2 separate regions of the Mus musculus genome follow, and region 2 is linked to region 1. A link is a contact called in ENCODE Hi-C or POLR2A ChIA-PET data. All regions are on one chromosome and are shown on one strand. Each heading gives the region's core, a stretch centred on a gene start or an enhancer-like site at or near the end of the contact. The rest is flanking DNA. Distances are from core to core; before and after follow the strand shown. Region 1 holds the start of Mboat7 (membrane bound O-acyltransferase domain containing 7). Region 2 holds the start of Hspbp1 (HSPA (heat shock 70kDa) binding protein, cytoplasmic cochaperone 1).

Region 1 (4,791 bases), core at 28-2,527:
TCTCAGAACCTCAATGTAGGGTGGTTTGCTCAAGCCACACCCTCTTCTAAATACTTGGAGCCCAGCCCCTCCCCTTTCGAAGTGCCCAGATTCGCCTTTCCCGCCTATTCTGAGTCGGACTTTAAAAGAAACCCAGTCCTGTCTTGCGCCAGCTGTTCGATGTTCCAGCATCCTAAATTCGGCTCAATCGGGAGTCCTGCCTACCCGAACGCAAGCGTTTCAGCCTTCGGAAGATCTCGACTCTATTCCCGAACGCATGCGGGAGATCTCGGCTCAGTAGAATCAGCCACCCCCTCTAAGTTGCAAAAGGTTCAGCATTCGACCCTAGCCAGATCCCATCGTTCTTCCAGCTGTGGCCCCGCCCACTTCCTACCCAATTTAAGGAGTTCACAATTACGATTGAATCCACAGTCGCACTCGAGGTGCAGTGTGCGTCGTGGCTCCCTTTCAATCTGTCGTACTGTCCTCAGGCAGAGGCAATAAGTCAACCCCTAGCCAACACCAACTCTCGGCTAAGGCGGAGCTGGCCCTACGTAGCGCGTCCTCCGTCATCCCGTCAGGTCAGCAAAGCGGAAAAGCCAAGAAAGCCCTCACTGCCACTCCGGTCTGCACAAATGGGACCTTGAGGGTCATTGCTCTGGCCTCGCCCCCAAATCCACCAGTCATGTCGGCCCCGCCCCTTCGCCGTTTTCCGGTCTTCTGTGGCTCCGCCTTCCTCCCTCAAGACTATTAGCTCAGCCTGTTAAGTCTACTGATTATTTCCAAAGTTAGGCCAAAACGGCTGCCCTCAATATCATTTGACCGTGACCTGAAAAAGCATTCAGCTATCTGAAGTAAGTCCAAATATGCGATCCCGCCCACACCCCGTGGTTCTTTGACTCTCGGACCCCGGCTGATTCCGACTATCTCCGAAGTAAGCCGAAGCATGCGGTCCCGCCTACTTCGTTCTGCGTTCTTGAGCCCGCCTAACACTACACAACGACTTTTGGACCCGATTATTTCCGAATCAAGCCGAAGTGTGTGGTCCCGCCTACATCCGGCCGAGTTTGTAAACGCATCTAATTCCGAGCCGTGACTTTGGAATTCGGCTATCCCCGAAGTAAGCCGAAGCTGTGGCACTCCATGCCGAGGGCTTGAATGACCGAGTGTGCCCGAAGGAATCCGAAGCTGAAAGTCTGTCTCTGAGCTCCAGGTCCCTCCTCCTCAAGTCTCAACGGGACTCGAAGATCTTGGCCCCGCCTCTCTGACCCGAAACCCCGCCCCTTCACGTACTGGCAGCTCTTTGCCCGGGGACCTCCTAGAAAGATCGCGACAGGCATCTTGCGGCAGACTGGTGTTCTGGGTACCTTTCTTGCGGTGCTGTAACTCGTACAGCCGCGGCTCTCGGGGCCTGGACCGCGCAGCCCTGCCGGCGCCCTCCAGAACGGGCAGTGCGGGGGCGTGCTGAGCTGGGGAGGCGTGGCGCGAGCCGAGGCGGCCTCGAAAAGGAGCTCCGCAGTCTTCTGGCCCACGGACGGTTCAGGTGGGCCCAGGTTGGGTTGCATGGCGGCGTCACGAAGATCGTAGGGTGGCGGGGTGCGGGGACAGCGCCCAGAGCGTGGCCGGGCTGGGTGGCGTAACCGCCTGTGGATCTGCCGAGGCAGAATCGGATACACGCTGGCCTTCGCTGCGCGGGGCTGGGCTACGAAAGGTGCTTGCAGATCGTACAGGGTCATTGCCTTCTCTCCGAGGTACGGGTTAAAGAGGAGCCCAGAGCTCAGAGCTTAGAAAACAGGATGCTAAATGCTGGGCTTCTCCGAGCTGGGCGGGAGTGGGAGTACTGGGTCCTGTAAGACGCAGAGGAAATTGGGGACCCAGAAGGGCTCCAATGTACTCAGGAGGGTGAGGATGATACAGATTCCTGGGCTCTCAGAGAAGAGGGGTGTTGTGAAGGATTGTTTTTCTGGCCGGAAGGTGTGGGTCATAAATGGAAGTAGAAGTACTTTTGATTTCAACATTGGCAAAGGGGTGGGGTGGGGGCTTAATTCTTGGGTCCTGGAAGGAGGAGTGAGCTGGAGGCCTGGGTTCTCAAAGGGGATTCTACTGTCTTCAAAAGAGGAAGGGACTGGAATACTGGTTCTCACTGTGAGTCCTTCCTCCCCCAGACCATGACACCCGAAGAATGGACATATCTAATGGTCCTTCTTATCTCCATCCCTGTTGGCTTCCTCTTTAAGAAAGCTGGTGAGTCAGGTTCCTTGTCTAGTGGAAAATTAGGGTGAGGGAGCTGGGGTGGGGAATCACCCCTCCCGAAGGTTCTAGGCTTATACTTTACCTTTTCCTTTCAGGACCTGGGCTGAAGAGATGGGGGGCAGCAGCTGTGGGCCTGGGGCTCACCTTATTCACCTGTGGCCCCCACAGTTTGCATTCTCTGATCACCATCTTGGGAACCTGGGCCCTCATTCAGGCCCAGCCCTGGTGAGAACTAGGTGGTGAGAAAGGAAGAAGGATGCAGAGAAGCAGCAGTCTGTTTCCTCTTCGAGTCTTCTATTTCTTCTCCTTTAATCTTACTGTGTGTCGCTATGCCTTGGCCATCTTTCTTCCCACCTTGTGTCTTTGCCCCAGTCCTCAGTATCCATGTGGCAGACTGACTTCCATAGTCCAGTCAGGCTGAGCTCTGGCTGAAGTGCCTTCCTTCTTCCAGAAGCTTCTCTTAATGCCGGTCATTCTTTTCTTATCTCTGGCTGTGCCTCTTCTGTCTCTGTTACTCACCAGTCTTCTCACCTCTTCTTCTCTGTCTGAATGTGGGCAGGGGCGGGGGTGGGTATCTCAGGAGAAGGAAACAGAGGCTAAGGTCCCTGTACCCAACATTATGACTTCCCACCTCTGTCCTAGCTCCTGCCATGCCCTGGCTCTTGCCTGGACCTTCTCCTATCTCCTCTTCTTCCGAGCCCTCAGCCTGCTGGGCCTGCCCACTCCCACGCCCTTCACCAATGCTGTCCAGCTGCTGTTGACACTGAAGGTGAGACTTGGCGAACACTACTTCTTTTAGTCTCCCTGGGAGCTGGGGAGCCTCCTTGCTTTCTCCTCCCAGACTTTCTCATAGTAGGGGGAGGGCTGTGGAGTTTTATCTTTCACAAACCCTAAGCTTGGGACTTCATTTCTCCCTGGGGACAGAGTTCACCTCCCACATCCTCTGGAGCAAGTCTTCACCTCTCCACTCATTGCAGGATAAGGAGATAACCTGAGTGCTCTATCACAAGCCATTTGGCACACCTAGAATCTTCCTCCCCAGTGTGTTTTGCTAACATGCTCTTCTTGAGTCTGTAGCAAACCGTCCTCCAAGGAGGAAAATTACTCTATAGAGAAGGTATCCGGCCCAAGGGCTCAAAGCTGGGACAAAGTGCAGGTTTGGTTTTTCATTTTTGAAACAGAGGCTCGTGTAGCACCCTATGTTGGTCTCAAACAAAGAAGACACTGAACTTTTGATTCTGCCTCCAGCTCCCGAGTGCCAGAATTGTAGGCTTGCACCACTGTGCTTGGTTTATTATGGTTCTGGGGACTCGAGCCAAGGACCTCAACACACTAGGCAAGCACTTGACCAAATGAACTACATTCTTAGCCATGGGTCTGAATCTTAATCACCTAAGAAAAGGGCAAGAAGTGAGTGGTCCTCAGTGCCTAGCCCAGACTACAACAGTCGTGAGCTCTTGCTATGTTCTAGGCTCCAGCAACGTAGCCATGGACAGTCCAGCCAGGTGGAGAACTGGTTTCTCCAGACATCTTTGTTCTTATGGCAGACACAACATTAGGCAGAGATTGGTCAGCTGTGCATTGGAAGAAGTGCCTTTTGGGTGTGTACGAACCTACACATGTAGATAGGAACAGGCTGGGCATTGCAAACTATGCTTGCCACGTCCACGCACTTTCTGAATAACACGTGGTTGAAAGGGCAACGGAAGCCAGGCCATAGGGGGCTCTGTGGCCCCATGCCCTCAGGAAGAAGTTTGTTTGTTTGTTTGTTTGTTTGTTTGTTTGTTTGTTTGTTTTTGACCTAAGTTTGAATCCTGACACCTAGACTGAGTGGCTCTGGAAGAAACAAAAACAGAAAACCCAAAAGGCTCGAGTGCTGGTGAACACTGGTAATTCCAGCTCTCGGCAAGTAAAGGCTGCAGAATGAGGAGTTTGACAATAGTTTGGATTGTATAAGACCCTGTCTGGAACAGACCAGTTAGGTGACTATGAAGCAGCTTGATCCATATACACTGTGGGCTGTAGACAGTGATTCCGATTCATGTGGGACATGTTGCTTTGAGGATGATTAGAGGGGTTTGGGTTATGACAATGGCTTGGTGAAAAGGAGACAGTATTCTTTAAAAAATAAAATAAAAAGCTGGACCAATAGCTGGGTCAGGGGAAGAACTGTATGTTGTGGAGCCTAAAAGGGAAAAGAACCCCATTCTACCCCTTAAAATCAGGAAGAAGTAGGAGAAGTGCTGGCTTGGTTCTCTTGCCTCTCTCTATCTGCTGGGGCTCTGTCCACTGAGACTAACATGAAGCAGGACACAGATGTGGCCTTTTAAGAGTTTTGTCTCAGGCTAAGATAGGTTGAGTAGATCTGGAAGGGCAGTTGGGACATCTTTACCCCCCATCCCTACCCAGTGGAGTCAGAAAGGAATATAATCTCAGTTCTCCTAAAGGGGAGCTGGGAGGACCACAAGTTCAAAGCCAGCCTGAACAACTTAGCATGTCTTCGTTTCAAAATATAAAAGGGGGTGGGGGGGGCTGGGATGTGGCTCAGTGTTAAAGCAC
Region 2 (4,835 bases), core at 841-3,340, 990 kb before region 1:
CCTGGTCTACATAATGAGTTCCAGGACAGCCAGGGTTACACAGAGAAACCCATATCAAAACAAAATTAAAAACAAGATATTTGTTAACAGCAATAGTAAGAGTTACAGGGAACAAACCTTATCTTCTGGCCCACAAGGGCACCAAGCAGGTACATAAGGTGTGTATATATACACAAGTAGGTAAAATACTCATACACAAAATAAAAATGAATAAAACGGAGCAGGGTGAGTGTGCATACTTTTAAAAAATATTTATTTATTATTATACACATGTACACTGTAGCTGTCTTCAGACGCACCAGAATAAGGTGTCAAATCTCATTACGGGTGGTTGTGAGCCACCATGTGGTTGCTGGGATTTGAACTCAGGACCTCTGGAAGAGCAGTCAGTGCTCTTACCCGCTGAGCCATCTCGCCATCCCTGAGTGTACCTACTTTTAAGGCGTGTGAATATTTATGAGTTGTAGGGCAACCTGCTCACATCGTTCTGCAGGCCTGCCCAGGCTACATACTGAGAGCCTCCCCAAAACAAAACACCAAAATAAGGAACCATCTCCAAAACAAAAAACAAAAGAGGGGTGGGGTGGGACGGAGAGAGAGTTCAATGAGAGATATTTCAATGATTAGGAACTCTTGTTGCTTTATTGCTCTTGCTGAAGACTCAGGTTCAACTCCTAGCACCCAATTATGATGGCTCACAACCATCTGTAACTCCAGTTCCTGGCAATCCATCAAGCAAGCATACAGTGCACGCACATACATGCAGGCAAAATGTTCAGGGTCAGTGGTGGCACACGCCTTTAATCCCAGCACTCAGGTGGCAGAGGAAAGTGGATCTCTGTGAGTTTGAGGACAGCATGGTCTACAGAGTAACTTCCAGGACAGCCAAGGCTATACCGTAAAACACTGTCTCAAAAAACAAAACAAAAACTAACCAACCACAAACTATTTGTACACAAGTAAATAGGTAAGTCTACAAAAAAATTAAAAGAACAACAATAATTTAAGAGGCTGAAGAGATAGCTTGTCATTAAGAGTACTTACTGTTCTTGCAAAGAGCCTGAGCTTGGTTCCTAGCACCCATATATATATATATATTGGTTGTCTCATAACTGCCTGTAACTACAGCTTTAGTTTGTCCTTTGTCTCTGGCCCCATAGAAACCTGCATTTACAGGCATCTGCCTCCTCCCCTACTACATAATTAAAAACAATCTTTAAAAATAAAATCTAGCCGGGCAGTGGTGGCCCACACCTTTAATCCCAGCACTCGGGAGACAGAGGCAGGCAGATTTCTGAGTTCGAGGCCAGCCTGGTCTACAAAGTGAGTTTCAGGACAGCCAGGACTACACAGAGAAACCCTGTCTCGAAAAACCCAATAAATAAATAAATAAATAAATAAATAAATAAATAAGTAACTCTAAAAATATTTTTAAAATGATTGGAAGATCGAAGGTGGAAGACAGCTGATGTTGACATGGGACTTCCCACACACCATGCATAGTCACATGAAGACACACAACTCACACAGAGTATTCCACACTGAAACCGGTAATAAATGGGGAAACTGAGGCCTAGAAAAAAGTGAGCCCGAGTCTCAGGTTACAAAGGTGGGATATTAGGGGAGATATCCCGAGACTCTAGGAGCAAATGCAGTTAAAATCAGTTGAGTGAGGAACAAAACCGTCTGAGCAGCAGCAGCAGCAGCAGCAGCAGCAGCAGCAGCAGAGAAGGGGCGTGGCCTACGCAGGGGCGTGGCCGAACAGGACAAGCTGAAGTTCCAGGTACTAAGAGGCGGGACTTGACTGGGACAGGCCGAAAGGCCTAGAAAAGAGGCGGGGAATATGGGCATAGGCGGGGCCTATGCCTGGGAGGGGAGGAGTTCGCCATGAAAGTCCCTTGTTTGCTAAGATAAACAGAGGAGCTAGGGGGCGGGGCTTATAACAAAAGCGCGAAATGTAGGGGCGTGACAAAGAGAAAGTGGTGGGGGCCTAGTCGACAGAGGCGGAGCTAAGTGCCGCATCCGCTAAGAGGTGCTGCTTAGAACTGGGCAAACAGCTTGGGGTGAGGCACTTCCGTGTGAGAACTGCGTATTTCCGGTAAAGATGGCGGCGCCCAGTAGAGTCAGGTGCAGCCTAGTCTATCTTTAGGCGTGGTGGCAGCTCTAGACCCGGCAAGGTGAGATCAGCCCCATTGGGGCGCCCCTCTTCAAAGACACGGGAGGAGAATTGTTGCTAAGGAGACTGAGCGAAGGCTTGTTGCCATGGAGGCGGGGCAGTGGGGTTGCTAAGAGACGAGGACGCAAGCTGGGGAGCTTGGGGGGGCTCGTTGCCAGGGAGTAGGTGGGGCCTGTTGCTAGGGAGCAAGGAGGGACATCTGGATTTGGGCAAGGGTCCTGTTAGTATGAAGGAAGGAAAGGGGGCTATGGTTAAGGTGGTTGCAGGCAGAATGGTTTGGGATCATGAGAAGACTCCTAACACCTTCAAAACTCCACCTTCTCAGCAGACCTTCAAGAGTCGACCCATCCGGACACCATTGCTGCCTCAGCGGTGACCATCAATTTCCTTTAAACACATTCTTCCTTCACAGAAAGTCCATGGCAGACAAAGGCTCAGGGGGCAGTCGCCTCCCTCTTGCGTTGCCTCCGGCCTCTCAGGGTTGCTCGTCAGGGGGCAGTGGTTCCTCGGCGGGGGGCTCAGGCAACCCCCGGCCTCCACGGAACCTCCAAGGCCTGCTGCAGATGGCTATTACTGCGGGTTCTCAGGAGCCAGACCCCCCTCCAGAACCCATGAGCGAGGAGGTAAAGTATGAGGACCTAAGAAGGTTGGGTGAGGGTCCTGAGGATCTAAGTGTCTTGGGGAGAGTGGCTTAGTGAGCTACAAGCTGTTGTCTTCCTGGGTGGTGAGCTAGAGTCTAAATGTGGCATCATGATAGGGTGAAGGTCAGCTGTAAAGTGTCCGATCGCAGCCTTGTATTGGGAAGTCTCATGATGAGTGAAAAGTCTAAAAGCAAGCTGGGTTCTCTAGACCCAGGCAGAACTAGATTCAGCTTTGTCTCCACAAGTGTGACCTTGGGTATATTATTTAATCTTTCGAATCCTCAAGTGTTCGTTCATTTTTGAATTGATGGTGATAATAGTAATGATAGTGTCTTATCAGGCAATTCTGATGTTCCAGTCTATACTGACTCGTACACAACGTAGTTGGGTTTTGCCAGTTGCCAGCCATGACCTTGGTTGGGCAATTCACATCCTTTCTTTGCCTCTGATTTTTTTTTTTTAATCAATGAATTTGGAATAGCTATAATAAAACCTTACAGAATTGTCTTAAAGGTTGATAGGAATTTTTCATGTAACTTTTTTTAATTGACATTTACGATACATAGAATATTGTAGTAATTCAGTTAAGTTACAGAATAATTTATACATGTTGTGTCATGTTGTGCCAAGGTGGAAATAGGCATAGAGCAATGAGATAGTTTGCCCAAATTTGTCCAGGAGCGTGATTTCAAAGCCTTACAGCTTCTTCCCCTTTTCTTTCCTGTTTTGAGATTGCGGTCTCAAACAGACCACGCTAGCCTTAATGACCTTACCCTCCTGACCTTCCTGCCCCACCTCCAAAGTCTTGGACTTACAGATATATGGTAGCCATTTCAGTCCTCCTGAAGCGCCCTTTTGGGGACAGTGTAGTTTCTGGTCTTCCTCTGGACTCCTTTCTTTTGTTATCTCTTGTTCTCCTCATTCTCTATCTTTTCTGGCTTTTTTTTTTTTTTTTTTAATTTCTCCAGACGACAGTTGGCATGGCTGGAGAGCCCTTCTTGTTCCAACTTGGTAGCAAGTGCAGACCAGGGATACTATTCAAACCTCATGTAGTTCTCAGGACTTTTGTCACAATACAGAACCATCCAGCTCACCACAGCCTCCGGTTGTATAGCTGATCCTCAAACCTGACATCTTTTGGGAAATGGGCGGGACTTGTTGCTGAGGACAGAACCCCTGTATCAGCCTGACTCCTCTTTCTCCCCTCCTCCCTTAGCTCAACAGTTGGTTCTCTCTTCAGAGTCCAGGATCTGGCCATATTTCACACTGATACACAGATGAGGTTGTTCTTGAACTTGCTTCTGCCTCCATCCCACCCCGTGCTGGGATTATAAGCATGTGCCACCGAAACCTGCTCCATAAACTTTTCTCTTGCATGGACTACTTAGAATCCTAGTAAGCGCTCTTTCCCTGCTCCTATGCTTCTCAGTCCACCTCTCTGCCTCTCCTCGGGAGAACTCCCTTCCCAGCTCCACCCACTTCATTCAGAGCAGAATCTAGGCCTTTGCATCTGTTTGTAAGATCCAACTTGCTCCTTTCCTGGGGTGTTTCTCTCTCCTCAACTTTTTTCTTCCCTCACTTAACCTTGCTTCAGCCACCTTGGCTTGCTGGTGATTGCCTCTGTCTTGAATATTCTTCCTAGTATATGCTTGGCTATTCCCTGGCCTATTTCATTGCTGACATCTGACCCTCCAAGATGACCCCGTTTAAGTTCTACAGGCCAACCTCCACTCCCATGATCCTCCATTGTGCTTAATCTTACTTACCCTATAGCACTTGTCATATTGCCATCTCCTGTCACACTACATGTTTTGTTTTGTTTGTTTTTTCCCTCTAGCTTCTCTCTGTGTTTGTCTTGCACACACCCTGAACAACACTTTTTTTTCTCTAATCAGTCTGTCTCAGGACTGACTCCCTAGAACCTAGAAAAGAAGTTATGAGTAAAAACTGTGTAAACATCTGAGTGTGGTGGCTCTTGCTTGTTAATCCCAGCACTTGGGAGTCTGAGGCAGGAAGGC

The links. Hi-C counts contacts between places; a loop is a spot of excess contacts on that map. ChIA-PET counts read pairs that join two places held with the same protein, here RNA polymerase II (POLR2A).
Region 2: a loop to region 1 is called in a map of heart, with 8 times the contacts of the local background. The contact joins the promoter of Hspbp1 here to the promoter of Mboat7 in region 1. A Hi-C loop is called at or near these places in 1 of 37 maps with a recorded cell type or tissue (heart). POLR2A ChIA-PET finds 5 or more read pairs at or near these places in 2 of 5 experiments (Patski and embryonic stem cell).

The regions. Positions count from the first base shown.
Region 1 is chr7:3,689,472-3,694,262 of GRCm38, reverse strand. Mboat7 (membrane bound O-acyltransferase domain containing 7) reads left to right here and starts at 1,277. Exons shown (of 8, transcript NM_029934.4): 1 at 1,277-1,522; 2 at 2,145-2,223; 3 at 2,328-2,457; 4 at 2,875-3,001. The coding sequence starts at 2,148. It overlaps Tsen34 (tRNA splicing endonuclease subunit 34), which reads right to left and starts at 653. Exons shown (of 5, transcript NM_001164204.1): 1 at 374-653.
Region 2 is chr7:4,682,236-4,687,070 of GRCm38, reverse strand. Hspbp1 (HSPA (heat shock 70kDa) binding protein, cytoplasmic cochaperone 1) reads left to right here and starts at 2,090. Exons shown (of 8, transcript NM_001360629.1): 1 at 2,090-2,177; 2 at 2,505-2,799. The coding sequence starts at 2,596.